Regions from separate parts of the Homo sapiens genome. Here regions 1, 2, 4, 5 and 6 are each linked to region 3. Evidence: chromatin loops called from intact Hi-C (ENCODE). Cell type or tissue: endothelial cell of umbilical vein. All regions are shown on one strand.

Region 1 (5,000 bases), 1.0 Mb before region 3:
ATTTATAAAACCATCAGATCTTGTGAGACTTATTCACTACCACAAGAATAGTATGGGAGGAAACTTCTCCCATGATTCAATTATCTACCCCCAGGTCCCTCCCATGATACATAGGCATTATGGGAGCTACAATTCAAGATGTGATTTGGGTGGGGACATAGCCAAACCATGTCATTTTGCCCCTGGCTTCCCCAAAATATCATGTCCTTACATTTCAAAACCAATTATGTCTTTCCACCAGTCCTCCAAAGTCATAACCCATTTCATCATTAACTCAAAAGTTCACAGTCCAAAGTCTCTTCTGAGACAGCGCAAGTCCCTTCTGCCTATAAGCCTGTAAAGTGAAAAGCAAGTTAGTTACTTCCTAGATACAATGGGGGTAAGGCATTGAGTCAATACCGAAATAGATTGGCCAAAACGAAGGGGCTACAGGCCCCATAAAAGTCTGAATTCCAGTGGGGCAGTCAAATCTTAAATCTCTAAAATGATCTCCTTTTACACTATGTCTCACATCCAAGGCACACTGATGCAAGAGAGGGGCTGCCATGGCCTTGGGCAGCTCTGCCCCTGTGGCTTTGCAGGGCACAGTTCCCCTCCTGGCTGATTTCACTGGCTGGCATTGAGTGTCTGTGGCTTTTCCAGGCACACGGTGCAAGCTGTCAGTGAATCTACCATTCTGGGGTCTGGAGGACAGTGGCTCTCTTCTCACAGCTCCACTAGGCAGTGCCCTAGTGGGGACTCTGTGTGGAAGCTCCAACCCCACATTTCCCTTCTGCACTGCCCTAGGAGAGGTTTTCCACTAGGGCCCTGCCCCTGCAGCAAACTTCTGCCTAGACATCCAGGTGTTTCCATACATCCTCTGAAATCTAGGTGGAGGTTCCCTAACCTCAGTTCTTGACTTCTGTGCACCTTCAGGCTCAATACCATATGGAAGCTGACAAGGCTTGGGGCTCACACCCTTTGAAGCCATGGCCTGAGCTGTATCTCGGCCCCTATTAGCTATGGCTGAAGCAGCTGAGATGCAGGCACCAAGTCCTTAGGCTGCACAGAGCAGGGAGACCCTGGAATGTGTCCGCTAAACCTTTTTTTTTCTCCTAGGCCTCTTGGTCTGTGAAGAGAGGGCCTGGTATGAAGGTCTCTGACATGCCCTGGAGACATTTTCCCCATTGTCTTGGTGATTATCATTAGGCTCCTTGCTACTTATGCAGATTTATGCAGTCTGGTTGAATTTCTCCTCAGAAAATGGGTTTTTCTTTTATATCGCATCATCAGGCTGCAAATTTTTTTAACTTTATGCTCTACTTCCCTTGTAAACATAAGTTACAATTCCAAACCATATATTTGGGAATATATATAACTGAGTACTTTTAATAGCACCCAAGTCACATTTTGAATGCTTTGCTGCTTAGAAATTTCTTTTGCCAGATGCCCTAAATCAACTCTCTCAAGTTCTAATTTCCATAAGTCTCTAGGGCAGCGACAAAATGTCAGAAGTCTTTTTGCTGAAGCATAACAAGAGTCACCTTTGCTCCAGTTTCCAACAAGTTCCTCATCTCCGTCTGAGACCACTTCAACCCGGATTTCATTGTCCATATCATTATCAGCATTTTGGTCTAAGCCATTCAACACATCTCTTGGGAGTTCCAAAATTTCCCACATTTTTCTGTCTTCTTCTGAGCCCTCCAAACTGCTCCAACCTCTGCCTGTTACCCAGTTCCAAAGTTGCCTCCACATTTTTGGGTATCTTTACAGCAGCACCCCACTTTACAGGTACCAATTTATTGTATTAGTCTGTTACCATGCTGCTAATAAAGACATACCCAACACTGGGTAATTTATATAGGAAAACAGTTTAATTGACTTACAGTTCCACATGGGTGGGGAGGCTTCACAATCACTGTGAAAGGCGAATGAGGAGCAAAGTCACATCTTCCATGGCAGTCTGCAAGAGAGCTTGTGCAGGGATACTTCCATTTATAAAACCAGCAGATTTCATGAGACTTATTCACTACCATGAGAACAATATGGGAGAAATCGCCCCCATGATTCAATTATCTCCCACCGGTCTCTCCCATGACATTTGGGGATTACGGGAGCTACAAGTCAAGATGATATTTGGGTGGAGACACAGACAAACCATGTCAGAGAGGCCAGTGAAGACTCTGAAAACACTAAACAAAAAAAGTAGGTTATTCATGCCTCTCCTCTCTCCCTTTATGATCTATACACATTTTCTCAAGAAAAATTGTTACCTGGGAAGCTGACCAGTGAGGAGCAAAGGGAGAAGATCTTTTACAGCTAAAAAAATACCATTGAGAAGTTTGAATTTTATATTTATGTTTTCTCAACTCTTGTTTGACTTAGAGTTGCAAGGAATCAGACAATAAGATGCTATTATCATATGACTGCTGCATAATATTTACAATCCATTTGTTATAAATGACGCCCCACTAGAGAAGGTTAATAATAAATTAAAAGCAGTATTTTCTTCATGTTAAATTTTACTATATATTCTACATATATTTAGTTAGTAGCCTATTGTATTATGTTTCAAAACTCTCATAATAACAATAAAACAAATCAAACAAACACACCTTATTTTAAGAGAGCCTTTACCTTAATAAATGATTTCCCAATCATACAGAGTTTATTAACTTAGATATGTTTCAAATGAATTGAAAAAACAATTATTATTTGGACAATGTGAATGCTATTAGTTTATCCAATATATATTACTGTCGGTTAAACCTCCCAAAAATAAGAACATCTTTTGTCCCACTTTCTGAAACTTAAAAATAAGAATAACATTTGAGGTAGAAAAATCTAACATTTCCATAATCATCAAGTTAAATAATCCATTTAAAATATGCTTGTAAATTGAAATTTATTTGTACCTTAACACCAGAATTATCTTCTTTGGCTCATACCACAGATTACCACCAGATGGTGGTAGAAGACTGACTAATACTTTCAATATTATCAGTAGGCAAGGCATATGTGCTTGGCAGTTTTAAGTTTTTGCTTTTTTCAGTCCTTTTTCCACATCCAAATAATTTCTCAATTCTTTACTAATACAGCTTTATTCTGTGCATAGGACTGAGGCTATTGGGACCTGAGGGTTGCTAGGATTATAAAACAGTAAATAATAGAAGAAATAATTCTCACCCATCTAAATTTAAGAAAATGAAACAAACTCTCAGGAAGATTAAAAGGTTAGGGAAACATTTGTTAAATTTCTTATTTTCAAATAATTGTAGAAAAATATATAATACATTTTTCTATATGTAAATACTATATTTACATATTCTATATATTCTTTATACTATGTACATGTATAATGTACATGTATTATATTGTACCATGTATAATACAATTATTCATAAAATGAAAGAAAAACATCTGCTGTGTGAAACCTACTACTTCAGCATGTACATGATAAGAAGTTTGGAATTCTTTTAATGTTCTATTATTGTTTCAATATCCAACACCACAAAAATATTGGAGTCTTACTTTCAAAGAATATGATTGACCTTGTGGCATTTTCGTATTGCACACAACACACAAGTGTGGCTTTGTAGGTACACAGGCAAGACACGCTATGGAAAAGAAAGTAAGAGTCAGGCTAACTTTTCCTGGTAGAACATTGTCAACGCTAAAAATGAATTTCATATTTTTTAACTCTTCCACTCTCTTTGAATTATTTCTCAATTTGACACATGACCTAAAATTCGTAATCCATTAGCTCCACATTAATTTTAATTGTTTCACAGATATGTTCATACAGAATTTTAAATGTTTGAAATTCTTGTGTAATGTGAAATCTAATCTTAATGAGAGGTATTTTTTCATTTGCCAGTAAAAATTCCTTAAAATGTTTATTTATATTATTTTCAAGAATAAAATAAAATGTATAACAAAAAATCTTTTTTGTTATTTTAGGATTCCTAATACATTCTAGAGTAAAGGATTATTTTTATTCCTTTGCTCGTCTATTAAATACTTTAATAGAATAGCATCTTTAGCATTTTCATCATGGATTTTAATTTTTTTCATCTTTTCCATAGACAAGCATATTCACAAACCTAACCACTTCAGCCAAAGGTCAACTAAAATAAAAGTTGTGGCATGATGTGATTAAAAATTAGGATTATTTTGAGGGTTTAGCAGTATATGATTCAACAAATAAAAATAATTTATATATTTGTGTGACTCTCCTGATAAATATTGTGCTTGAATTTTAATAAGAATGTGTCTAAATTTATTTTATCTCAAATTAACAAGTGAAAAAAACATGCTTTTATCATTAATAGACATTGTTCTTCATTTCTGAAGAAACCTTCAGGAAAGCAATGTATATTAAAATATAATATTACATTTTAAATGTTTTTGTTTTGGTAGCTCGCTCACTGAGGGCTTGGCAGAAATATTGCACACAATGATCAAGTTAAAATGAGATGGGTTTTGATTAAGTTAGTTTTTATTGCGTAAATGTGGAATAAAAGTAACTAAAACTTGGCAATATTAATCATATATAATTCTTATTTTATTTTCCTTTATTCTATTTTGGCATTCTTCTGTCACTACCTTCAGATACTTTCAAGACAGCACAAAGTTTATTTCAGTTTCTGCAGTAATGCCCTGTGGCCATTTCAAAACTTGAATGAGTGGCCTAAAGTTCAAACCATTGGGCTTACTTAAGTTCATTTTTAAATATATGTATTTAAAAAATGTAATCGTTATTATTCCTCTCTGTTCTCTAAAATATTACCTAGGGAAAAAACTAAGTCTGTATATCTGCTGGGCAGCAATCAGCTTAGAGCTGAGCGGTGGCTGAGCTATTTAGACTGAGTGTGTATGTCCAGTTCCTCAAAGTTTGTATAATTACCTATTGGATTCCTAAAAAAAATGATCTTAAATGTCAGTTATCATTAATTACCACATAGTGCTGTTGTGCTTTACTATAATTGTGCAATCTTTTTCTGTCCTTGTGTCTCTCTCAA
Region 2 (5,000 bases), 320 kb before region 3:
AGTCAGACTCATATTTAAGACTTTGGATTCATGAATCTATAAACATTCCCTTCAACTTATTCATTTTTAAATACATGCTAAAATTTTATGCTATATTATTCATAGATCATGCAGACAAATTTGCTCGTTTTTTAAAAAAGAGGCAACTATCTTACAATGCCACTAACATTCTCTTTTTTCTGAGAATCTTACCATTAGAAATTGAGTCAGTCACACATGCTTAATACAAGAATACTTGTCATGCTCATACTTGTTTGTTTTCTACTTGTTTGTTCTGAAATTGCTTTTTTGAACATTGAGATTTTTCATATCTTGTGTATAGAAAGTATATATTCTACCACTCCATATCTTCAATTGTACCTAGTGTAGTACTGAAGATTAATAGACACTTAACATATATTTTGTGTAATATTTGTGGCTGCTATTAGTGGATGAGCCTTTCATTAAGTCAAAATTTATATCACACATATAAACACACTAAATAGCTTCAAACTAATGATAAGATTGTTTCTAATCCCTAACAATTGAGTGAATTTGTAACGGGTGAATAAGTCAGGGATGGTATCATACTAAATAGTTGTTGTTTAGGCCTTCAGATGATAGATTGAGTTTTTCTGTTGTAATTTCTTCTATTATTCCTGAGGTGAGTCCTTGCTTTTGTACGCTTACAATGTGATAATGATCACTTAGCTTAAACTTACCTGAAGTTGACACTAGATTTGCCTATGCAAAACGCATTCTACTGACATATTAATGTTTTATTGGTCATATTTACTAATTTATGTTTTTCCTCTCCTTGGTTAAATTTAGCTAAGAAAATTCTGATTGTTGCAAATCTAACTGGTTTCTGTTTGTATTGTTTCTAAACATTTCTGAGGGCACTAAAGTGTCAATAATTTTTAGATAGATTTACTGAGCATATCCCTTTTATACAATAATTCATTCACATTGCAACCTGATGTAATAATTCATTCACAGGGATATTGAGGACTCAGAGAACTCGAACTATGGTGAAAATGCGGGAACCTTTTTAGCATATCCTAGAGGGAAGGACCAGAGCTGTCACAGCGTCTGCCCTACTGGAGCTCGTAACCCATGAAAAGACACCACTACAGCCACATATTGCAGGGAGTAGAGAAATAAATATTCTTCCCTCTCCTCTCACCCCCTGACCTTCTGCTTATAATTCCCATTAGCTAGACCCAGCCAAAAACAAATCAGCGAGGAAGTCAAGTGATGTAGTTCCAGAAAGTTTAGTCTCCAAAGGCACTGAACAGGAAAAAAAAAAAAAAAGTGCAAAATGGATGAGGAGGAAGAAATGAAATATAAGCAGCCCTAAAAAGAAGAATGGGAGCAGATACACCAGTCAGAAGGTATTACAATAGTTGAGGCAGTGGTGATCTTAGTTTGTTCTACAGTTACAGTCTAAATATATTCTGGATATATTTTGAAGGTAAAATTGCAAGTTTTATACAGTGCTTTGATGTGTTGAATGAAAAGGAAAAGAGTAAGAGGGCCTTTAGGGTTATGTAACAATGTATGAGATGGAAGTTTGGATGGACACGTATATGAATAGGTGAATCAAGATAGATATAGACAGAGAAAGAACAAGAGAAATGTTTTAAGAATAGAATGTCTTATTTTGATTAAGTATTATTACTTTGTATTCTACTTGATTTCCTTCTTTCATTCCTCTGGACGTATTCTTTCTTTCTGAAATAGCCTTACTCTTTTCCATGCTTGGCAAACCTGTACTTATCATTATTGCTTAAGTTTATGCAAGACCTCCTGCTGAAAGTGTTTATCACATATCACCTATCTTCAGTACATTGAATATCTTTATCAATAGTCATTTCCACTAATAGAAAAATTTTCATTATTTTCTTATAGCTACATGTCTTTTTCTTAGTGAATTGTGATAGTTCAGAAAAAAACTTGTATCTATGTTTATGTTTTTAAGACTATGCCTCTCAAATCATGGGCAGGAACATGATAAATGTTCATTTCAACAACTAATTAAATATGCTCTTCTAGATGTTAGAATTAATCACTTTAACTCATATTTTTACAAGGAGAAAAGTAATTTAATTTTTATAATGAATGTCATCTTGTTTTCAAGCTTGCATTTGTACTAATGGCAGAACGATTTATACATAATATTTAGAAGAATTAGAAAGAACTCCATGTGGTTAACAGTTATGTCTTTCATTAAACTGGAAGTTCAAAGTCCTTATTAGGTCTATCTCTCCTCTCTCAAGGAGTCTCACCCAACCCCCAGTCTTTCTCCTCCCCAAGAGGGTGTCAGTTGAAGGAAGAGGCTTGTATGTCTTAACAGTAGTGGATGGAGATGTTTTTCTTCCACATACTCTTCTCTGGGTCCTGGACGACATGGCTGAAATGTCTCTGGGTGTCCCCTGTGGTAGATGCTGGTGCCCACTGATGTCTAAATCGAACTTGTCAGAACTGACCTTAGGGCGTGGCCTCTGCCCTTATTTACATCTGCTTCTGCTGATGTATCTAACAACTGGTGTAGTCAGTTGAAAACCAGTTATTGTTTAAATTCAGAATACATAGCATGTTTCCTTTATTTTCCTTGTAATTCATTCGGAGCATTGTATAAAATATATATCTGTGGCACCAGGAATTACCCAGATGAGTATATTTTTCATGCTAAAATGAATTTCATTATATATATATATTTTTATATTATACTTTAAGTTCTAGGGTACGTGTGAAAAATACATTTCATTCTAATGTTCTTTCCTAGCCAAGGATATCAATAAGTCTTTTCCAAATATTAAAATTATATTAACTATTTTTCTACTGCATAGTTAGTTAAATGATTTACCTTAAATTTAACCCTGAAATACTTCAGAGAACAAACATTCAACTTATGATACATCTTTTATAGAAAGTGCCCAATATTCCTTTCTGACTGAGCATATACAAATGAATAGGAAACTTAAATCAAGTATAGGGATACATTCTAGGGAAATACATATTCTTGTGAGTATTTTATCAATAACGTGTTTTAAACGTATTATTTATTCATCACCATACATTAATGTCAACTCTGTGGCAGACCTTTTGCTAGTCATGGGGCATATAATAATAAGTAATATGTCCACTAGGGGGAGACAGAGACAGAAATAAATATGTGCGACTACATGTTGAAGGTAAATTTGAGGCAAGTAGGTAGATAATAGGAGGCACAAAGGGAGGAGTAGTCAATATGCCCTGGCATCAGGGAAGACTTCATAAAGGAGGTGACATATGTTGTGTCTTGGAAGAGAAGTAAACGTTTGTCAGGGACTCAGGAAGGAGAGTTTTTAAGTAAAGGGAGCAAATTCAGTGCAGCATAAAATACATGTCATAGTCAAATTATTACAAGGTGTTTGGAAAATCTACAGCATAGAAGTCATGCAAGCACAATGAAAGAATACACTATAAGAATTAGGAGACAAAAAACGGAGAGTTTTATACAGTGTTCTATCAGGTTCGGAATTTACTATTGTTCATTGGAGGAGCCATTAAAGGTATTATTCAGGGAAACAGCAGGATTGTATTTATATGAGGAAGGTTGGAACGGTAGACAAGTTAGGTCATTATATCAAATGCTAAGAGAAGTGACTGGCCTTAGACAGCAGACATGATCTTGGGGAGGGAAAAGGATTACTATGAAATTGTAAGGAATAAAATGGGCCAAATTTTATCTTGAAATGAAAGTAGCAAATTTGATAAAGAGAAGAAATATAACTTGATGCCTACTAGCATTTTCCTGGAATTAATTAATTATCATTGTAGTTTAATTTACTGATTAAGGACAAAAAATACAGAAGTTTAGGGAAATATGCACTAAGTATTTATTATGTAAGATTACAGTATAGTGTAATAACAAAGTAAGGTGATTGCAGATAAAAGTTTTTAACAGACAGATGAGCAAAATGTTTGGAATGTCTGGAATTCAGAACATACTGTTATCCACTCACGTGAGAAGGGCTGAGACCGAGGGTAGTGTTGAGAATTGTAAGGATCTGCGATTTTACCCTGCTTGCAAGCTAACAATTAACCTGCCAGGGTTTAATGGATGCTGGCAGAAAATAGAAGACTCCTGGATCAGAGCAAAAGACTGTGTTATTCATGGCAATAGTAGTAGCAAGAAAATCAGCATTTTCCTCAGTTCCACAAATGCCAATTACCACATTGTGACATGAAGAGGACCAAGTGACACCTGTATGTGTAACAGGATGCATTACAAAAAAGGAAACTTGAGCTTAGAGAACCTGAATATTTTAGAATGGGCAGTGACTATACCTGCCCTTTGAAATGAAGGAAGATTTTTTTAAAATTTATTTTTCAACTGAACAATAAACAAATCTGTCCTTTGCTTCAGAAGAAGATACTATCTCTAGCTTCCAAAGTTGCACAGTATTCAAACATTCCTGAAAAGATAGTCCAGAAGAAATGCAGTGAATGCCTCTGCTCACAAACTGGGCAGAGACATGACAGGCCCATGAAGAACTCTCTGCCAACAGAAAGTAATAGCAATAATTATATATATAATATATAAAAAACATGTATATTATATATGTTATAACATATATAATATATAAAACATGCATATTAATATGTTATAACATATAATATATATAAAACATGTATATTATATAACATATATAATATATAATATATTATATAACATATATAATACCGTATATATAATATTTTCTATATATATTATTAGTCCGTTTTCACACTGCTATAAAGAGCTGCCCAAGACTGGGTAATTTATAAAGGAAAGAGGTTTAATTGACTCACGGTTCGGCATGGCTGGTGAGGCCTCAGGAAACTTACAATCACGGCGGAAGGGGAAGGGGAAGCAGGGACCTTCTTTACGAGGCGGCAGGAAGGAAAATTGCTGAGTGTAGCAGGGAGAGCCCCTTATAAAATCATCAGATCTCTTGAGAACTCACTATCATGAGCAGAAAAACCGCCCCCAA
Region 3 (5,000 bases):
ATCTGAATCACGTTTTTTATACTCAACTCTCCTCCTGGTAATAGTTTTTCTGTGTGAGCATGGAAACACTTGTTTGATCAGAAAAATAGTATACACACACACACACACACACACGCACATATTATCATGGTATTCAATATTAAACTTATATTCAAATTTATACAAAATAATTATTACGAAAATACTGGAAAAAGTATAGGAAATGAATAGTGGGTAAGAAAATGAAGGTATGGAGTTAACAGAAAAAGAAGGAAAATACAATCATTCCCAAGTATATTTAGGTTAGAGATTGTTTGGAAATTGGAAAACAGTATTTTTTTCTTCCCTAGAAGTGTATCTTGTGGTGAGAAATATAAATAATGCAAGGATTAGAGTTAAATGGATGGAATAATTTCCCAGCAGTGTTGAGAGAAGTTTGAATCTATGACACTGATGAAAATGTCTGCTTCAGCAAAGAGAAAGAATATTCCTATTCGCAGAGAAGATAAGAGCCAATAGATGAGGATAGAGTGTGGATGGAAAAGGAGATGGTGGTAAAACTCACAGAGGATACAAAAATCGCAGTACATATCTAGGCTGCAGGTTTCTGGGGGGTAGTAATGAGATTAAAGACTAAGGAAAGTACTTAATAAAATATTTCCATTAAACACGAGGTTTAAGTTTGAAAACAGGTTTTTTTTTTTTTAATGGAAAGCTTTGGTTATTGGTTCTCTATTACAGTTTTTTTAATCTAAATGCATGGTGTGCAAAAACTGTAAATCCTAAGGCAAAAATGCCTGTTTTATAGACAAATTTTTACTGTGTTTTTGACACAGTTCTTAATGCATAGTGGGAATACAAGTTTGCATGAAAAACAAAATGAGTCACACCAGCTGAATTAAGGTGTTAATGCAGATTGAGTAGCAAAAGTTCTGAATAGAAAAATGTCGGTGGCTTAAAATCTTACTGCCTTCGAAATCATTCTGAAGATAACCAAAACTTTGACTACTAAAACTTAGAAAGAATAACTTAATTTTTTTACTAATGACAAATTATTATCTTTCCCAATTATTGATTCTATTTGTTTTTCATCACAATTAAGGCCTTCATTTTCTTGATCACTTTACATTATTTCATTTATTGACTTATTATATTTATATTTTGTATATCATATTAATTATATTAAACTATCATGTATTTTACATTTTAAACATTATATCTATTTCTTCATGTTTTGATAGCCTGTATTCCCAATGAGTCTGGAAAGCATACCATTTTTAATGGTTTTATTTTTTAATCTTATAAAGCAGCAAATTAACATGAAAAATGATTAAGGGAGTATGTCTCTTGAAAACTAACATTGTCATAATTTTTTTAATATATTCCCAGAACATAACATCATATGACTATATTGTATTTACTCTTATTAAACTTAGTTATGTGTTTATTTCTTTTTATGACAGGCTAGTTGTACTGAGAATATTTATTTAATATAGAAATGTTATTAAATAATATATATTTTGTTCAGTGATTTGATAAGCCACTTTTATCATCTACTAAATCAGACTGCTCATTTGGGTAAATTCAGGAATTCTAGTTATTTCTATTGAGGGGATTCTTCCTTAATACTTACCTTTTAAAAAATGATTGTAGCTTTATAATAAATTCTAGTAACAGTAGTGTTAAACCACTCTCGAAATAGAATTTTATATAATTTTGGTGAAATTGCAAAAAATTTTCCTAATATCTAATTGTATCCAAGTTGGAATACCGTTAAACATACAGCTATCTAGGATAAATTAGCATTTTTCCCACGGGGACTCATCTTTTCTGCAAATATTTTTAGTATGGTTTTAGGCTTTCTAGTAAAGTTTTTAATTATTTTATGCTTTCTAGAAAAGTTTTTAATTATTCCTCAGGTAGATACAACATATATCACCTTTTCTACTTTATAGGCTGTTTTTTTTTTCTATTTTTAATGGCACATTTTCTTCCTTACAGTTTTAATCGCTTTTACCTGGTGTGTGTAAAAATTAACACATACATAATAATATTGTAGTTAGTCATCTTACAGAATAATCTTATTGTTTTGACTGGGTTTTCAAATTATTCTTTGTAACGTTTTAGGTACACAAATTCATTAAATACAATTATATAGATTCACTAATAATAATACAAATAATATTAACTGAATAATTGTCTAGCTGTGTGTCTTTCAGTAAACACTTATTATGCATAAAGTATGAGAACAAAATCTTCAATGGACAGTATATGTATTTGGCTGGCTTAAAAACTTTGGAGAACGTGGTTTTAAATAATCTGTGAGGAAGTATATATAGAGTGAATGTGATTAGAGAATTTAATGTTCTTTAAATAAAAGGCATTCATTTCTTATTTGAGTACTTTCTAACTAAGCCTTTGTAGGCGCTTCTGTCGCAAGGTAAAATATTTGCATGCATATACTGACATCTGGTGGAGATTCCGTATATTTAATGTAAACTGAGGAGAAAAAAAAAACATGGACAAAATTCTATTTAAATTTATATATTAAAAAAATAAAAACTGGCCGGGTGCAGTCGCTCACGCCTGTAATCCCAGCACTTTGGGAGGCCGAGGTAGGTGGATCACTTGAGTTCAGGAGTTCGAGACCAGCCTGGGCAACACGGTGAAACCCCGTCTCTACTGAAAATACAAAAATTAGCCGGGCGTGGTGGCGGGCGCCTGTAGTCCCAGCTACTCGGGAGGCTGAGGCAGGAGAACGGCGTGAACCCGGGAGGTGGAGCTTGCAGTGAGCCGAGATTGCACCACTGCACTCCAGCCTGGGCAACAGAGCCAGACTCCGTCTCAAAATAAATAAATAAATAAACAAAAAATAAAAACTTATTTTTCCTTCGTATTCTTGGTAATTCATATATAAGAAAAATTTAAACAGTCTTGTTGGACTCTATATAAATGTATTATAAACTCCATTTCCAATTTATAGCACATGTAGAAATATATTTAGCTCATTGTTTCCTAGTGTCTAACACAATGGTTTGCACACTGAAGATGCTTTGTGTTTGTGGTGTTTACATTACATAAATATATGTACATTTTTGTAGCTAAGATTATTGCAAGGTCAAAACATCTTTATGTAGAAGAACTGACTGAAGAAATGGAGATGCTACATACATAGCAGTGTTTTATTAAGTTAGGAAAATCTCGGGAGGCGGGGAGAAATTAGATGGCAAGAGTTTCAGATAAAGTACAAAATTCTAGAATTAAGGGTACTTTTTTAATTTTTGAAGAAATAGCCTATGCAAACAAAACACTCCAAGTTGGATGGCTAGTTCTGTTGTATGAAGATCTCAGGTAGGCCTCAAAGCCCAATAAGTAACTAATACAAACATAATCTGCTTAAAACGTTTTGTCACTCTGCTTTGGAACTGTGATTAGTAAGGATTTTTTAGTCTGAAGGCTGTATCTTCAGCTCACAAGACAGACTTTAATTACATTTTCTTTTACCAATAATCCATACACTTAAATGCTGAGTGACCTCTCCCCAGCTTACAAAGGAATAACCCTGAGAGGTTAGGCTCCTCCAGAGCCTAGGCTGACACTACAGACCTTCCAGTTCATCCACACCGTAATATTTCTTGACCTTGCGTGTCTGTCACATTGCTTGTTTGTGAGTTCTGAAAAAAATATCACAAAATTCAAGTCATAATTCATGCCTGTCTTCAAATATAAAGTGATTTTGTGCCCTGGTCTATTTCTCACATCTGACAAATCATACTGAATTTATTAAATTGACCATGTCGAAGATTTATTATAGTCTGAAAAAATAAGGAAATTCAAGACAATTTATCTAAACCTATCTATATGTATGCCTCAATTTTATTCTATCTAGGGGTAGATGTAGAGTCTATGCACTATTTCATATGTTCTTAATTTCTACTTCCCAATTATAAATTCAGATTAATTCCTTAGTATTTAAAACTTTAAAAGTACATTTTTTATCCTTCTTGTAAATAGTTTTTGAATATTTTGAACACATTTCTTATCTTTTTTTCCATTTCTTTGCCTCTTCCTTTTCATACCTATTTCAGCCTATCTCCAATTTTAGACCTTTTTTTCTCATCTATTTCCCCATACTGCTCTAGATGTCAGACAGTGAGATTAAGAAAAATGATACTTGATATAGATCATAACTATAACTTTAATATCATTTACTTTAGTACTGGAAAATACCATAAAGGTTATGCAGTTCTACTTTCTTATTTTATACATAGATAAAATATTTGATGCAAAGGATCAAGTTATTTCCCCAAGGTCATTAGGAAACTCACTCACAGAACTAGATTTATCACTGAATTCATTTGTCTAGTACTCTTTCCCTATTTTCACTCTAATTTCCTAGAAGGTCCACCCTAGTAAAGCCATAATCTAACAATTTTTATGCCTCAGAAAATTATTTTCATTCACAATTTAAAGTGAGACTTGTTATCATGAATTCCTATTGGAGGAATGCTAAATGTGAACTTTTTGTTTATTAATTTTATTGATTTTAAAGTTTACTTTCTTCGAATCAACTTGTTTCTAAGTGAAATAGCTCGCTTACAAAGCGAGTTCACTTAGGATGTAAGATAGCTATTTAAGTGAGGCCTTATTCTTCTAAATTTTTATTTTTGCAAAATTTCCACTGAATAATATTTCCTATCTCTGGTTTGCAAATCTGAAAACAGATTAGGGGGTTAAAGTAGTCATAAAGTAGATAGAGTGAAGACAAGATAAATAAACTCTCATAATTCTTAGATTTTCTGTGGCATTGACCATGCTATTTGTGAAAGCTTAAACTCTTTCTCTTTCAGTTACTAAATTCAGTGGTCCTTATATTTGAAATTTTTACCTTGAATTTTAATTTACTTTTGCCATTTCTCTTCTTTTCATTCATTCTATCAACTTTGCACTAAGTGCTTACTATTTACTACATGCAAGAGCCTGGCAGACCAGAGGTAAAGGCAATAACCCTGTTGAAAAAA
Region 4 (5,000 bases), 560 kb before region 3:
ATAAAACATGAGTTGGCCCTTTCTCTGACATTATCTTTATTCATTTTATTGATCTTCTCTTTATTCATTTAGTTTTATACTAGTTAGAACATTGCTTTAGACAAGTATGACTAGCTCAGTTGAGTAAACCGGTTAGAACAGCAGATGGAGGACATTTGGGGAAAGTTGCTCACAATCTCAGAATTCTGGAAAGGTCAAATTATCATAGACTTGAAACATAAAGGTAGTGGGAAATATTGTGGTAAACCAATTTAGGGCCAAAACCCAACCTTTTTCTTACCTTACTAAATTAAATGCTCACTACCTGCATCCCACCCTAAATAAATCTCAGTGCTCTACTACCTTGACCACATAAACAATACTTTTCCTATAATAGTTCACTGGCCTATTAATCATTAATTTCTCTACTTCCCTGTCTAAATATACATTAGAAAGTATATGATTTCCTGGATATTCAGATAACCATATATTTTTGTTGTGGATATTTCTGCCCAAGATTCCATATGTAGTAAACTAAAACACCAAAGAGCAATATTTATATTCTTGCATTTTATAGTGATGTGAGTGGGAGAAGACATGTCATGTTTTAACTGCTTGCTTTTTTAGATTCTGAATTCTTACAGAGTGCAGTCATTTTATCCCATGGTTTTAGCTACCATCCATAAACTGTCTTTACAGATTTGCATCTCTAAATCTAGCCCTCCCCTCTCCTGAACTGTAGTCTTACATAGCCACCTCTCTTCTTGACCTCTTTGATAGATGTCATAGAGTCCAGTCAAATATAACATGTACAAAATTGAGCTTATAATTCCTATTCTGTCTTGCTCAATTTCCTTCTACTGTATTTCAGAGAATAGCTTTCTACGAATTAGTTTGTGCAAGCCAGAATTCCAGGGTCACATTGGTCAATATCTTCTTTCCCCTCAATTTCACTATTCTTTCAAGAATTGCTGCTTTTGCTTAGAAAATCTTTCCTATGCATGTCCCACATCTCTTCACAGCCATTGTCTGCGCCTAATCTAAGCTACGATCTTCTTTCAACTCTAGTTTTGCAACCTCCATCTCTTATCACCTCCCCTCATTATCTTTGCCTCCTCAAGTCCATTCTCTACACTGAAGTCAATAAAAATTAAGAATGGTGAAATATTTTTCCACATCCCTCACTCCCTCATTCTCCTTTTTCCCCACCAAAGGACTTCCAACACTCGCTGATTACAGTTTATACTATGGACGCCAACTGATGACAATCTGTACCATGGATTACCTGGTTCTGAATGCTCTGTCCTTTGTCTGCTATGTAGGCCATTCACTTACCAACCTTCCCCTTACCCTCTGTTTTCCAGACTTAATATCCTTCCCTATAATTTTTCACTGCCTCTGGAACTCACAAAGTTGTTTTCCTTCTTTGCATAGAGACTATCCTTTCCTTAACTGCTCCCTTCCTGAGTTCATCCCTATTCATCACAGAGATGTCATGCATAAACGTGCTGTACCTTTCCCAGGAAAGGAGTTCTTCATCACCGAAACAAATTCATATCCTGTGTTTTGTCTTCTTAGAATAACTGTTCTCTACTTTTTAAAAAAATTCTTATTGAAGCTTGTAACCATATATGAATATCTGTGTTGATTTTGTTTGTCTGTAAGTGAATTTCCAAGTGGAGAGGAGTATGTCTGTTTTACTCATCATTCTACCCTTACCATGGAGCAGGTAGTTACTCAATAAATACTGTCAAATGAATAAATATTTGATATAATCATATTTAGTGGCATTGATTAAAAACTTGCTTTTTGCCAGTTAGCATGTTGAATATTTATATGCGTAAGTTAAAATTAATAACATCTTATAATCCTGCTACATTTATGTATCCCTCTGGTATAATGATTACATAGATAAGAAGACTGAAATATAAAGAGGGTAATTAATTTTCCTAGAATCACAGACTTGTTATTAATAAGGCTGGACTTTAACCCGTTGTATCTGACTCCAGATACCATATTGGCCATTTTGCCCAATCTTATTTCTCTATGCTTAGACAAACAAACAGAACAAAAGAAAAGAGGCAGCATCTGAGGTTATGGAGAAATAATTTTCTTTTTCCCTTGGTGGAGATTGTGTTTGAATGTTTAAATAGACTTCTTAAATTGACAGTGATGGAAAAATTCTAGATAAGCCTTAGTCAAAGATGACTTCTTAGCCCAAGTTAGAAAACACCTTATTATTTTCTAAATTATAGTTCATTCAGTGTATTTTATTTTATAATTAATAAACAATATGCAAATATAACCTAGAAATGGAAAGAAATAATTATTTTGGAGACCAAATTAGGGCTTTAGGATAGAAAATCTGCTTATGAATATTGGAACTATTGATAAAGTATTGTCACTGAAAGAGAGCACACACCATTAAAAATCTCATGGAGATTAGTGGGACATGTACCAGGCACTTGTTTAAAACAATAATCATCTCTGCCTCAGTCAAGGGGATAACCAACTTTGAAAATGATAAAGGACTACTTTCTCAGGAACGTGGTTCTCAAACTATACTTCTATGAAACTAAAGTGAAATAATATTCATCTTCTTTACCACCCCAAATTTTAGAGTAAAAAATAATATAATGGAACAAACTTACTCAATTTTACTTTGTTTTTTTTTTTTTGCTACTTTATCCTAGGTTTCTGTGTTACATAGTTTACTATTATTTAAACCAAAACTAGCAAAAATAATACCTTATTTGGGGAAAGCTTACTTTGTCTATGTTAGGATGAATTTATAAACGTTACATGGTGTTCTACCCAGGAGTCCACAATATCTAGGCACCCTTCTCTCTGAGCAAGTGTGCTTTAGAGAAACTAAAACAATCGTAAGAAATAGGGCTGTTGGCCAGGTGTGGTGGCTCACGCCTGTAATCCCAGCACTTTGGGAGGCCAAGGTGGGTGGATCGCCTGAGGTCAGGAGTTCGAGACCAGCCTGGCCAACATGGTGAAACCCCATCTCTACTAAAAATACAAAAATTAGCCAAGCGTGGTGGCAAGTGCCTGTAATCCCAGCTCCTTGGGAGGCTGAGGCAGGATAATTGCTTGAACCCTGGAGGCGGATGTTACAGTAAGCCGAGATCGCGCCACTGCACTCCAGCCTGGGGGACAAGAGCGAGACTTCGTCTTAAAAAAAAATTATATATATATACGGCTATTGAATTGGATTTTCAGGTACCCAAAACTCCAGAACTACTTGTAAGAAAGGTAGTATAAACTGTAGTTTATACTACGATGTACTTATATATAAATACAAGATGCAATAGGAATTTTTAAATTACAACAATGAAACATGCTAGTTGAAGGACAATATTGTATTTTTCTTCTATAAATATTTAATGAATATTTTGTAAACTGTATGATTAGCCTTTCTATGGTACTATTTCAAATTGTTTAGAAAAATAAAGAAAGCCTACATATGTAATCAAAATTGGTATCTGGCTAACATAGAATATAATATTAATCAGATATTTGTGTTTGTTGGTTTCTTTTTACAAGTCTCCAAAGATAATTTATGTATCCTCAGGTATTATGCTTCTCATGTCTACATGTTAAGTCAAATTTTGGTTATTTTTGACCAAGAACACTTATAGAATATACAGAAAACTGTTATCTGTAGCATATGTTGGAATTAAATCAAGTTTCTGAGCATAAAAACGGGCAGCATTTTAATCAGAGTCTCAATGTCATGACCAATACATCACATTATTGATTTTATTGTACCATCTAAAATAATTTTAGGTATGTTTGTGGTAGTTGTAAAAAACAAATGGTCTGAAGTTTTCATATTGATTTAGGTCAGATAAGGATTAGTTTACTTTTCTTCATTTAAGATAGTTATTTAAAACTTTAAAGAAAAGATCTGATGAAGATACAGATAATCTGAGCAAAATTAAAGATGGTTTTGAAGATCTTGAAATATAAATATAAGCAAAAATCCTGTTGCACTAAAAAGGCTTGATGCCTGTAATTCCAGCACTTTGGGAGGCCAAGGTTGGTGGATCGTGAGGTCAAGAGTTCAAGACCAGCCTGGCCAACTTAGTGAAACCCCGTCTCTACTAAAAATACAAAACTTTTTATTTGAATACAAGTTTGTCATATCTGTAAAAATGAAGAAATAAAACTTTTTGCAGATACAATTGTCTATAAAAAAATTGATGAAATCGACAAAAAAATGTAGCAAGCTTAGCAACGTGGCAGGATACAGAATAAACATACAAAATTCAATTGTATTTCTATATATTAACAATGAATAATTGGGCATTTAATTGTAAAGATGATACATGTTATAATATTAATAAATTATGAAATAATAAAAATGAGAAAAGATGTGAAAGACTCATACACTGAAAGACCATGCTGAGAAGAAAGAGCCACATAATGAAGAAATATGAATATATAATATTCATAGATCAGAAGACTCACTACTAATGTGGTTAATTCTTCTCCAGTTGATCTATAAAATGAACATATCACTGAAGAAAATCTTTGCATGCTTTTTTGTTACAAATTGATGAGTTTATTCTAAAAATTTACATAAAAATTCAAAGGACCTAGAATAAACAAAATAATTTTTTGAAAAATTAAAAAATTTGGGAACTAACATTCCTGATTTCCAGACTTGTTATGAAGCTACATTAATCAAGATAGTGCTATATAAGTATAAGAATACATAAATAGATTAAGAATGAATAAATAAATTTGTTAATAGTCATATAATGAAATACTATTCTGCCATATAAAAAATTTAACAACTTTTTAATTAAACCTTAGTTTAACGAAAGCTGTTCATTAGTTTAATGTTTAAACTAATGTTTAATCTTAGTTTAATTAACAACTTTCATTAAACTACGATTAAATGAAAAAATGTTATTATGGGACAAAAAGCTTATTGTATGGTGTATTTCTTTTTAATGTTTATTATAAATCACATAAACTTATCTATTGTATTTATTATCCTTACTTTG
Region 5 (5,000 bases), 400 kb before region 3:
CATCTCCAGATCTTTCCTTCCCTGCTGAGTTGTCAATTCCCACTGGTCATCATTGCTACTTCCCTCCAAAGTCAGCTCTGCCTTTTGGGGGACACACGTGGAACATTTTTATCCAGCAATCCTTTCTCTAGATGGTTTTTGGTTAGATCTTGCCAATAAGAGGCATTCATGTAAGATATGAAAGCTGGAAGAGAAGCAGCAGCCATTATTCTCCACGGGCAGTTGCAGGAAGATATGTAGGTAAATGGAAAAGTAAAATAAGTTACAAGCGAGTGATCAAAGCTATTTACCCCACTGTTGCAGGCTGACACCATTGTTGGGAGGCCTCTGGAGGTTCTTGAGGAATGCAGTGTCTTTGCAGAGTGCTTTTGAGAAAATTCATGTTGAAATGAAGGTTGAAATCTTCAGTAGAAACTTCCCTGACCTTCATAGTTTTTTCAATGGCTGTTTAAACCTTCAATTCTCTATTCATATCTTTTAAACTTAGAACATTGAGTGTTTTATTTTCTTAATTAAAAAAAATTCAAAACATGCTTCAACATAGCATCATAGCATGTTCAATCTTCATTTTTTTTTTTTTTTTTTTGAGATGGAGTCTCGTTCTGTCTGTCACCTAGGCTGGAGTGCAGAGGCGTAATCTCCACTCACTGCAACCTCCGCCTCCCAGGTTCGGGCAATTCTCCTGTCCCAGACTCCCAAGTAACTGGGACTACAGGCACCTGTCACCACACCTGGCTAATTTTTGTATTTTTAGTAGAGACGAGGTTTCACCTTGTTGGTCAGACTGATCTCAAACTCCTGACCTTAGGTCATCCACCTGCCTTGGCCTCCCAAAGTGCTGGGATTACAGGCATGAGCCATCACACCAGGCCTCCATATTCTGATATACATAGTCCTCCACACCTACCCTCTAAGCTGCTACCCAGGCATTTTTCCTCAATGTTAGATGCAATTGCTCTCATTCCTGCTAAATATGTGTTGTATGGTTCCTTCACTCTTACTTAACTCAGACCTTCCTCTTGTTGGAATCCATTATCAAATTCTGAATAATCTCTCCCTGTTTCTAGTTCAAGTTCATTCATGCCCAAGAAATATCTTTAAACTTTTCATGGCATTAGCTCTCACAAATGAAATCCTAGTATTCCTTTCTTTAGGATTGTGTGATATCATAAACTTTCTTATACAATTAATTATTTTTATTTCTTTGTGACTAGTCTTTACAAATATATTGCGGATTTCTTTATGACAAGAGAAGAAGCATTCTCCATTGAATTTTTTTGTTCCATCAAAGTGTCTAGTATCTTGTAATACATTCATCAATTCCCTGTTTCTCTTGGGTACTTTTGCAGGACTTTCTTTAATTTACTCATTCAACAAGACTACAAGTGTGTGCCTTTGACATTTTTAAAATCACATTTTCTGCTATTATTTTCCCTGTTCATACAGTTCTAGCCACACTGATCTTCTTACTGTTTTTTGACAACACTAAGCATAACTTCACTTGTGGAGTCTTGTGCTTGTTCTTTCTTCCCTCTGATGGAAATACTCTTCTGCCAAATATTTATATCTGTTTCTTCTCTACCTCATTCAGATCTTTGTCAAATGTTACTTCTACAGAGACTCATTCTCTGAAAACTCCATGTTATGTGCCAGTACCTTCAAAACTCTCTATTCTCTTACACTCCTTTTTTATTTTTTAGAGTCCTTGTTTAGTTCCTGGCTTTATAATATATATTTGTTTTTGTTATTGTTGTTTTTGTTGTCTATCTGCTCAATTAATATAGTAGCTTCTTGATAACATAAAACAACTTTTGTAACATAAGTGCCTAGATAAATCTCCATATATACGATTAATTACTGAATGAATAAATGAAGGTATAGTGACTATTGACTGCTATGTACCAAGTTCACCAGTAGGTGAACTATGTACCAAGTTCACCAGTGGGTGAACTATGTACCAAGTTCACCAGTACCAACTATGTACCACGTTCACCAGTAGGTGGCACAGGAAATGCAATGGTGAACAAAATAGAAATGATATTGCCCTTAGAGTCAAGGTTAATATATTGAATGAAAACAAATTATCATTATAAAGTATAACTATTTATGCCTATATATGTGTATGTGTATACTTTATAATACTTTATAATGATAATGATACTTTATAATGATAATATGTATATATATACATATATATATATATATATATATATATACACATGCACACACACACGGTAAATTTTACAAAGAAAAATTATGAGACGCAATGGGAACCCTCCCATAAATCAGGAAAAGATTCCTTAAATAAATGATGTTTATATGAATTGTAAAAAATGAGGTAGAATTAGTCAGGTGTAGATTTGGTTAAAGAATGTTCATAACAGAAGAAAATGGATTGCCAATGATCTGAAGTGGGAAGGCAATTGTTCTGTTTAATGAAATTCAAGGTAGATGGGATGGTGGAGAGGGACAAGAAGAGAGGTAGTTTATGAGGCTGAAGATCTAGGCAGAACCAATTGTGTAGGGTTATGGAGACTTTGTAAAAACTGGGGATTTATCTGGAATATAATAATATGCCATTGAACATTTTGAACAAGTAAGGACAAAGGTTTAATTTTAAGATGAGTTATCAGACTGACATAAAAGGAAGGCAAGAAGAGAAACTAAGAATAGAGATTAGTATACCCTAGAGGCGTATACACCCACTCACATAATTTGTTTATAATGATAAATTATCATTATAAATGACAATTACATATGCCTATATATGTATGTATGTATACGTCTGTGTATACATATAGGTAAATTTTACAAAGAAAAATTATAAGATGTAATATAAGATGTGATATATACTCACATCCACATATTCGGAGACTGAGAAATAAAAAAGAGAGTGAGGTAACGCTACCTTCTGCCATCGTGCTTGGCACATAAGCAGCAGCTTTACTGATGGCGAGCCTTACCACCAATGATGCTGGTGATGGCACACATAAAGTTTAAAATATTGTCCTATTGCCACTATAATTCTAGGTGTTAAATATATTAAATTTACTCCTTTCAAAATCCCTGCAAGGCAAGTGTTATATCCATTTTAAAAACAATAAAACTGTGATTCAGGATTGTTAAATAATTTACTCAGGATCAATAGATAGACATGCTAGAATGGGATAATAAACCCAGTACTATCTCACTACAGATTTCATGCCCTATTCAATATGCTAATGAATATACCGTGATTACATATTGCCCATAATATTAAGTCGAATTCCTGATACCGAGACACAAAATATGAATTCCTTCAGACAAATGGATATTATGAACCTGAAAGAGAAATAAGACCAAAGAACTTTGTGATTTTTTTTTCTCAAGTATTTTTTTTTCCCCCTTCTCTGTTTTCTGTCCGGTGCTACCAGTATGACTTAGAAGATTTCATTAGGTTTAGGCTGGAGGCAGAGACGGTGGCACTAAGACTAATTAAAGGCTGCCTTGTTCATAAGTAGCTTTGAAGGGTGGAAGACTCATACCTGCAGCATAAAGCCTTCCAGAGTCAGTGTAAGAGTAGCTGCCCTTTCAGAATCTGGTAGTAGTAAAAACATGCTATACATCCTTCACTTGTCCTTTAGAGCCACTGGAAAAAATACCTATAGAAAGAACAAACTATATCAATGTGGTTTGTGATCATGGTTTTAAAATACCCGACATGTTTCATGGTTTCTAGCTAGCTACATGCTTTTAATCTTGACCAATAACCCTGCTAATAAACCATAAATTAGAGTTTGCCTTAGAAGAATATTTGGAGTGTAACTTTAAATATTCTTGTTTTATAAGTCATACAAATAAAGTTTACTTCACCTACATTTTTCTCAAGACTATTACATGATACATTAGTATTAAATGATTTTTAATGTTATCTTTTTTCTTTTATTTATCATTTTGTGTTACTCCTTTTCAGTGTCTCACATGCCTTCGTGGTCTTAGTAACTAGTTATATATAATTGATGAGTTGAAAATTACCAAAATTTGACTTTCAGCATGTCTTTGTAAGTATATATGAAATGAAAAGGTCAGGGTGAGTATAATGAACGTTTAAGGGACAATGACTAGTGATGTTTAATGTTGAAAAGAACTAAGTAAAAATGTGGCAGGCTGGGTACAAAGGAAATTTCTCTTCTTCCTCTGTTTTTGTTTTTGTATTTCTTAACATTCTTTGTCCCTGAATTAGATGGAGAACTCTTTTTTTATGGTTATCAAAATCAAATTAATAAAATCAAATTAATTAACACATCAATTGCTACCCATTATGTAAATTAGATCCCTAGAACTTGTTCACTATTCTTTACAGGCAATTTGTACTCGTGTTACAAATTGGAGTCATTGGTAAAATTAGTGTCCTTATTTGCATATTTTTGTTTTATTCTATTTGTTCTACTGAGCTTCGATTTCTAAAACATTAAGATATAACACATAGCTATATAAAGCTGCAACACACACACACACAAGCACAATATATTAAAAATATCTTAGGTACAGTAGGTTAAATTTTTTAAGAGCTGTCATAGGTCTCAAGTTGATGCTGTGGCAACAATATAACTAACAAAGTTTCAAGAAGGAATACTAAACATTTTAAAATATCCTGTAAACACACATTTAAACTTATAAGTAGTGCCTAAATATTTAATGATTTCAATCATTTAAGATGTAGTATTCCCTTCTGGATAAGAAACATTCTTACATTATTAGAGTGATTCTAAAAGGACTTCTTATGATATGTCAGAAGGAAGAAATGTCAGGGTCTTCCAGGGTCGTTTCAACTTATAAAGCACAGTCTTCCACAAATAAAATCAATAATTTGCTTTTTTTAATGAGAAAAAAATCTGTTTTTATACATACAAAAATCCCCCTTTATAATAATTTGCCTATCATGAACCAATGTTGTAAAATATTTATATTTTCTGATCAGGTAAAAATCAGTTATGCATAGAGCTAGACTGTATAAGGCA
Region 6 (5,000 bases), 770 kb before region 3:
GATGTAAAACACATTTGATCCACAACTACTTTACAGAGCTAGAACCAATGAGCTTATATGTTGTTGACCACAGGGCAGAGACAAGGGATTCCATATCCTCCAGTGCTCATTTTAAGGTCTGTATCTTTGTCCTCAAATTTGGTAATCTATCCTTGGGTAAGACTACATCAAACCATAAGATAATTGTGGTTTTGAAAGGAAGGGGTCATATGAATATTGCTCTCATAAGACCCCTCTGCTTCTATGTAAATTTGTGGGTGAAAATAAATGCATAAATAATAGGGTGACAGCTAACTCTTCATTTATCAATATGTGTATATATGCATATATGTATGTATATATGACTATGTCAGAATGAGAGTGACTTAGGAACTCTATTTGTCTATATATTCTTCCAAATACACTTGTGCGTGTGTGTGTGTGTTAGACTGATGAATCAGAAAACAAGATAATTAGGCTTCCTTTGATTGAATGGAATGAAATGTGTTGTGACAAAATGACCATTAACCATCAAACTATGGTTAATGCTAATGGAAACACAAAGATGAAAAAGGAAGACATTTCTTTTCTTTCCGATGGTGTATCACTTTTCCGTGAAACTCTTGAAATTGATCTTTGAATGGTGTGAATGTTTTAAATAACCATCATAGAAATTGAAGTTTGTTTTAGAAATAGATGTACATTTGGGGAACATGACTTTTTTTTCATTCAAGAAATGTTGGTTAGACATGGCCTTCTTTGTTGGGCCTTTACCTCTAGGGAACACACGATGCCATTTGGTTTGCCAGCTCAAAATGGTGGTGATGCTTTTTGGAGGAAGAGCACAACCATCTATTGTAACCTTCCATATTATGTATAATCAGAAAAGTTATTGATTACTACATCATTCTTTTGTTTCTATCCATTAGTAGTTGATTATTTATTTTCAATGTACGTTCATCCCATTATTCTTACACCTCTTTTTAGTTTGAAAGTTTCTCAATTTTTAAATTATTTAATTTGTAATTGGCACATAATACTTGTACTTATTTCTGAAATATGATGTTTTGATACATGTATCCATAGGGTAATGATCAAATCAGGGTAATTATGATACCCATCACTTTAAACACTTATCATTTCTTTGTGATGCCAGCATCCAAAGTATTTATTTCTAACCATCTTGTAATATACACTGCATTGCTATTTGCTGTACTTACCCTACTGAGTAATAGAACATCAAAGATTATTCTTCCTGTTTAATTGTAACTTTGCATCCATTGCTCATCCTCTCCCAGTCTTCCCTCCCCCATCCCTCCCCAGACTCTGATAACCACTATTCCACTCTTTACTTCTACCATTTGCATGGATATGGATGAACTAGGTGGGCATTATGTTGAGTTAAATGAGCCAGGCACAGAAGGACAAGCACTGAAAGGTTGCACTCACATGTGAAATCTAAAAATAATAATAAAAATATTTTATAAAATAAGAGACAGTTTTTCTAAGTAGCATTTAGTTTTTCAAATTGTGTCACATTCAGGCTTTCTCATTTTTTTAAATTTTATTAACATTTCTATTGTTTATTTTCCCACTAACATCAATAGTAAAAGCAAATATTTTGAACATTCAGGACATTAATTCCCGGAAGCAGGTTTAGGGAACAATGAATAGAACACAGTGACATTGTAAACCATTTCATTTTGTATATGCACAGTTGCTACCTAGATTCATGGGGAAGCTTGAGGATAATTTCAATAAAATATATAAGCAAAATATACCCATAAACTTACTTAATTCATTCCCAAAGGTGTTTTAAACTAATATTTTTGATTCTGGGCAGATCCAATTATTTTTCCCTTGGTAAAAATAATGTTTACTCATGATTAGATGGAAGCAGAATGAGTGAAAACTAACAGTCACTCAAAATTCCTGGGGACTATTAACCTCATTTACTCCTCAAAATAATATTTGGTTATGATAAAAAAACAGAATGTTACAAAGAAAAAGTGACTATTTCTACTTTAGTATTTGGCACAGTATAGTTTGAGATAACTCAGATTAAATTGCAAGGATAACATTCAAACAAAATCAATTACTTCATCCTACACAGGTTTATTTTTTTCTCACAATTTGTATCCATTTCAGTTCAATGTATATGGCCAGGGGTGGGGGTGGTTAGTTGATTACAGGACATTCACTTTATTTCACTCTCATTCAGAGACTCAGGCTGATCTGGCATCCTTAAGAAACACTGCTTGGCACCAGAGAGTGTCAATGGAGAGAAGTTGGCTGGGCTTGCCCGTGCAGTGATCAGCAGCCTCCTATTTGCGGAACAAGTTAAACAGCCATCTTCAACTTCATAGAAACAAGAAAGTGCAGCTCTACCATCCACATGCCAAAAAAGATATAATTTAAAATAAATATATTTTTAATAGACTTAGGTCTATGGGTACTGTGCACATTTTTATATAAAAGCAGAAAACTTGGTTTAAAAATTACTGAAGGCACTTTCACTTGAAATTGTATAGCTAAAGATTTTATATTCCTAGTGAATCTCAGACAATAGAATTGCTAAATTGCTAAGCATGTGACATAATCAATAGTAATAGACTGATAATTAGAAGTCAGTACCTTCGAAATACTGTTTGGATACTCATCAATTACAGAACATTAAATACCTGCAGCAATCACTCTAGTGGCCAGGGTTACTGTATATATAGGAAGGCAGTCATGAGAACATAAGAAAAAGCCCAGCAGGGGGAAGCACAAACTCAGTCTCTGGCTCTGATATGCAGTTATGTTTGTGTATAAACCAAAGATCCTACTGGTGCCTTAATACAACTAGTAACTAGACTGGGCTAAAAGAGAGAGGTGTTTCTTCCTCTACCTCTTAGTACATACATCACAGTAAAATACCAGAGAACACCATACTGATACATTCTACTTTTCCAAATATGCTTGGCTCTCAAGAGTAATGCTTGCTTCTCTGCTTTGCAACAAACCCATTTACTTTTCCTGACACCCAATCAGTCATGAAGAAAATCTTCATCTGATAATTTTCATTTAACAATTACTTGTGATACACTAAGCACTGAGTTACAAAATAAAAGAATGAAACATGAAGTGTTCACGATCTCTGGCCTAGAGGAGCTTGCCGTGAGGGGTGAAGGAGAAGCGCCAAAAAAATTACAGTACCATATGGTTAGTGCTCAAACAGCTCAAACTTTTACTAAAGGGACAAAAACAATTAACTTTGATTGAAGGAATTTGAGGAGTTTTCTGTGAAAGCGATCACGAATGAAATTAGAAGTTTTCCAAGTGCAAAAGGTGGAGGTCTTTAACAGAAAGAAACCAGTATGCACAAAGGATATTTGTAAGTATTGTTAACACAGCACGGGCATTACAGACCAGAGAGTAATGAGTGGTTTGCAACGAGGAATTGACAGAGGTTTTTATTGTTGTGGTTGTTAGTATTGTAGTGTTAGTATTGTAGTTGTTTTAATTAAAGGATCCAGATGATCAGATTTGTTTAAAAAATGATTCCCTAGCTAAACAATTACTTTAGCATTTTTGTCTTTACTTTTTATTTAATTATACCAGCCACTCAGTGCTACTTCTTGCCAATCCCCTCACAGATCTCTATAGCACTTACCCTTCATGATCCTAACCACTCAGGGTATTGCCCTGTCTATAGGTACTTTCTTCCTTGATCACCATGTCTAACACATTTTACAAGCAATCTTTCTCTTTTCCTTAGACCCATGTGGACTGTCTTTTGTTTCAGTATTTCATTCTTCATTTAATTTCCTTTCCCTTTCCTTCCTTTTATTTAACTAGCAGCTTTGGGACTACATGTGTGTGGCTTTTCCTTAATTATAGATACCCTTGTGGATTATTTTATCCAGGTTTTAATCTTCATAATATGTTGTAAATAAGGCAAATAATATTATTTCTGCATTTTGAAAACCTCATTTGGAGGGCTGTCTCCATGAACTACCAATTTTGCTTTAGTGAAAAACAAAAAGGGTAAAAGTATATTTTCCTTACCCATACATTCCACTTCCAGCAGCACACTGAGTATCAAATAGGACTTATATATTGAAAATATAAGAGGAAGCAAGTCATAAAACGTGGCCAAACCACTATCAGAGAATCTTGACATATAATATAGATCATGTCATACTTGTCATACTTTCTAAAGGAATGGATGGTTTAACTTTTATATGTAACTAACACCATGCTCAGTAAACAGTTGTGTAATTGATTACTTAATCCTAAAATTGTATTAATGAAATAGTAATGATTTTCCCAGTTAAACATGCCACTAATCTTAATATTAGAATTTAACTTACCTAACAGTACATAGAGTATTCAATTATGCTGCTTGGAAGTCAGAATTTCATCCATAGATTATCAGAGGTTTGATAGTGTGTGTCCTTGAATCTCTATGTGCATGTTAATGTCTTATCAGAATTAATAAATATTTTTAACTGTACATGAGGTATATTTGGTTTGAAATACAGGGTTAACCATCTTACTATCTTATTCGTAATCAGATGGAACATAAAGTCATTCACCTAGAAAATACTAGTAAATGTGGATGTATGTTTTATACTCTAACACAGGTCATCTGCACGACCCATTTCTCAATGAACCTCTCTGTTCATGACCTGTTACTTTAGGATCTGAAAATGTTATGATCTTCCAACACCCACCTCTGAGATGACCTGACCCTTCACCTGAATGGGTGAAATTCTGTGCAGTGTTTTGAAATAGAATTAGCCCCTGACTTACAAATGACCATTATACTCATTTTATGCCTCTCTTGTAAAATGATCTCTGCAGAAACCATCTGCCATTGCAATGGAAGCCACCAAGGAAATAAACATACTGAATGTATGTTCACAGTAAGGAATCCTCTATCACTGCCTTGTCCTGGGTCACACTCAGGATGAAATTGATAGATGGCTGTATAAACCTATTTTGAAAATTTGGGATTCTACCCTGATCATTACTGG

Evidence for each region. A loop is a pair of places that touch in the nucleus more often than their neighbours do. Peaks named below come from ENCODE experiments on the same cell type or tissue, not always from the same donor. Only the 100,000 strongest peaks of a DNase experiment are listed, where the experiment ranks them.
Region 1: it touches region 3 in a loop (33-fold over the local background); 51 of 110 quality-filtered maps call a loop at or near these places.
Region 2: it touches region 3 in a loop (24-fold over the local background); 32 of 110 quality-filtered maps call a loop at or near these places.
Region 4: it touches region 3 in a loop (6-fold over the local background); 3 of 110 quality-filtered maps call a loop at or near these places.
Region 5: it touches region 3 in a loop (7-fold over the local background); 3 of 110 quality-filtered maps call a loop at or near these places.
Region 6: a loop joins it to region 3, with 16 times the contacts of the local background. A loop is called at or near these places in 10 of 110 quality-filtered maps.

Annotation. Positions count from the first base shown.
Region 1 is chr13:70,566,710-70,571,709 of GRCh38, reverse strand. No RefSeq gene overlaps it. Among named protein-coding and RNA genes, the nearest start is that of LINC00348, 450 kb to the left of the region's middle. In endothelial cell of umbilical vein, a CTCF peak has its summit at 2,943 (motif pointing right); a DNase peak (open chromatin) is centred at 2,949.
Region 2 is chr13:69,855,552-69,860,551 of GRCh38, reverse strand. All of the region lies in intron 5 of KLHL1 (kelch like family member 1), which reads left to right. Among named protein-coding and RNA genes, the nearest start is that of KLHL1, 250 kb to the left of the region's middle. In endothelial cell of umbilical vein, a CTCF peak has its summit at 3,123 (motif pointing right); a DNase peak (open chromatin) is centred at 3,241.
Region 3 is chr13:69,535,110-69,540,109 of GRCh38, reverse strand. No RefSeq gene overlaps it. Among named protein-coding and RNA genes, the nearest start is that of LINC00383, 320 kb to the right of the region's middle. In endothelial cell of umbilical vein, no CTCF peak of the experiment used is centred here; a DNase peak (open chromatin) is centred at 2,409.
Region 4 is chr13:70,099,608-70,104,607 of GRCh38, reverse strand. The region is part of intron 1 of KLHL1 (kelch like family member 1); the gene reads left to right. Among named protein-coding and RNA genes, the nearest start is that of KLHL1, 6.3 kb to the left of the region's middle. In endothelial cell of umbilical vein, no CTCF peak of the experiment used is centred here; no DNase peak of the experiment used is centred here.
Region 5 is chr13:69,932,179-69,937,178 of GRCh38, reverse strand. The region is part of intron 4 of KLHL1 (kelch like family member 1); the gene reads left to right. Among named protein-coding and RNA genes, the nearest start is that of KLHL1, 170 kb to the left of the region's middle. In endothelial cell of umbilical vein, a CTCF peak has its summit at 1,931; no DNase peak of the experiment used is centred here.
Region 6 is chr13:70,308,657-70,313,656 of GRCh38, reverse strand. No RefSeq gene overlaps it. Among named protein-coding and RNA genes, the nearest start is that of KLHL1, 200 kb to the right of the region's middle. In endothelial cell of umbilical vein, a CTCF peak has its summit at 2,733 (motif pointing right); no DNase peak of the experiment used is centred here.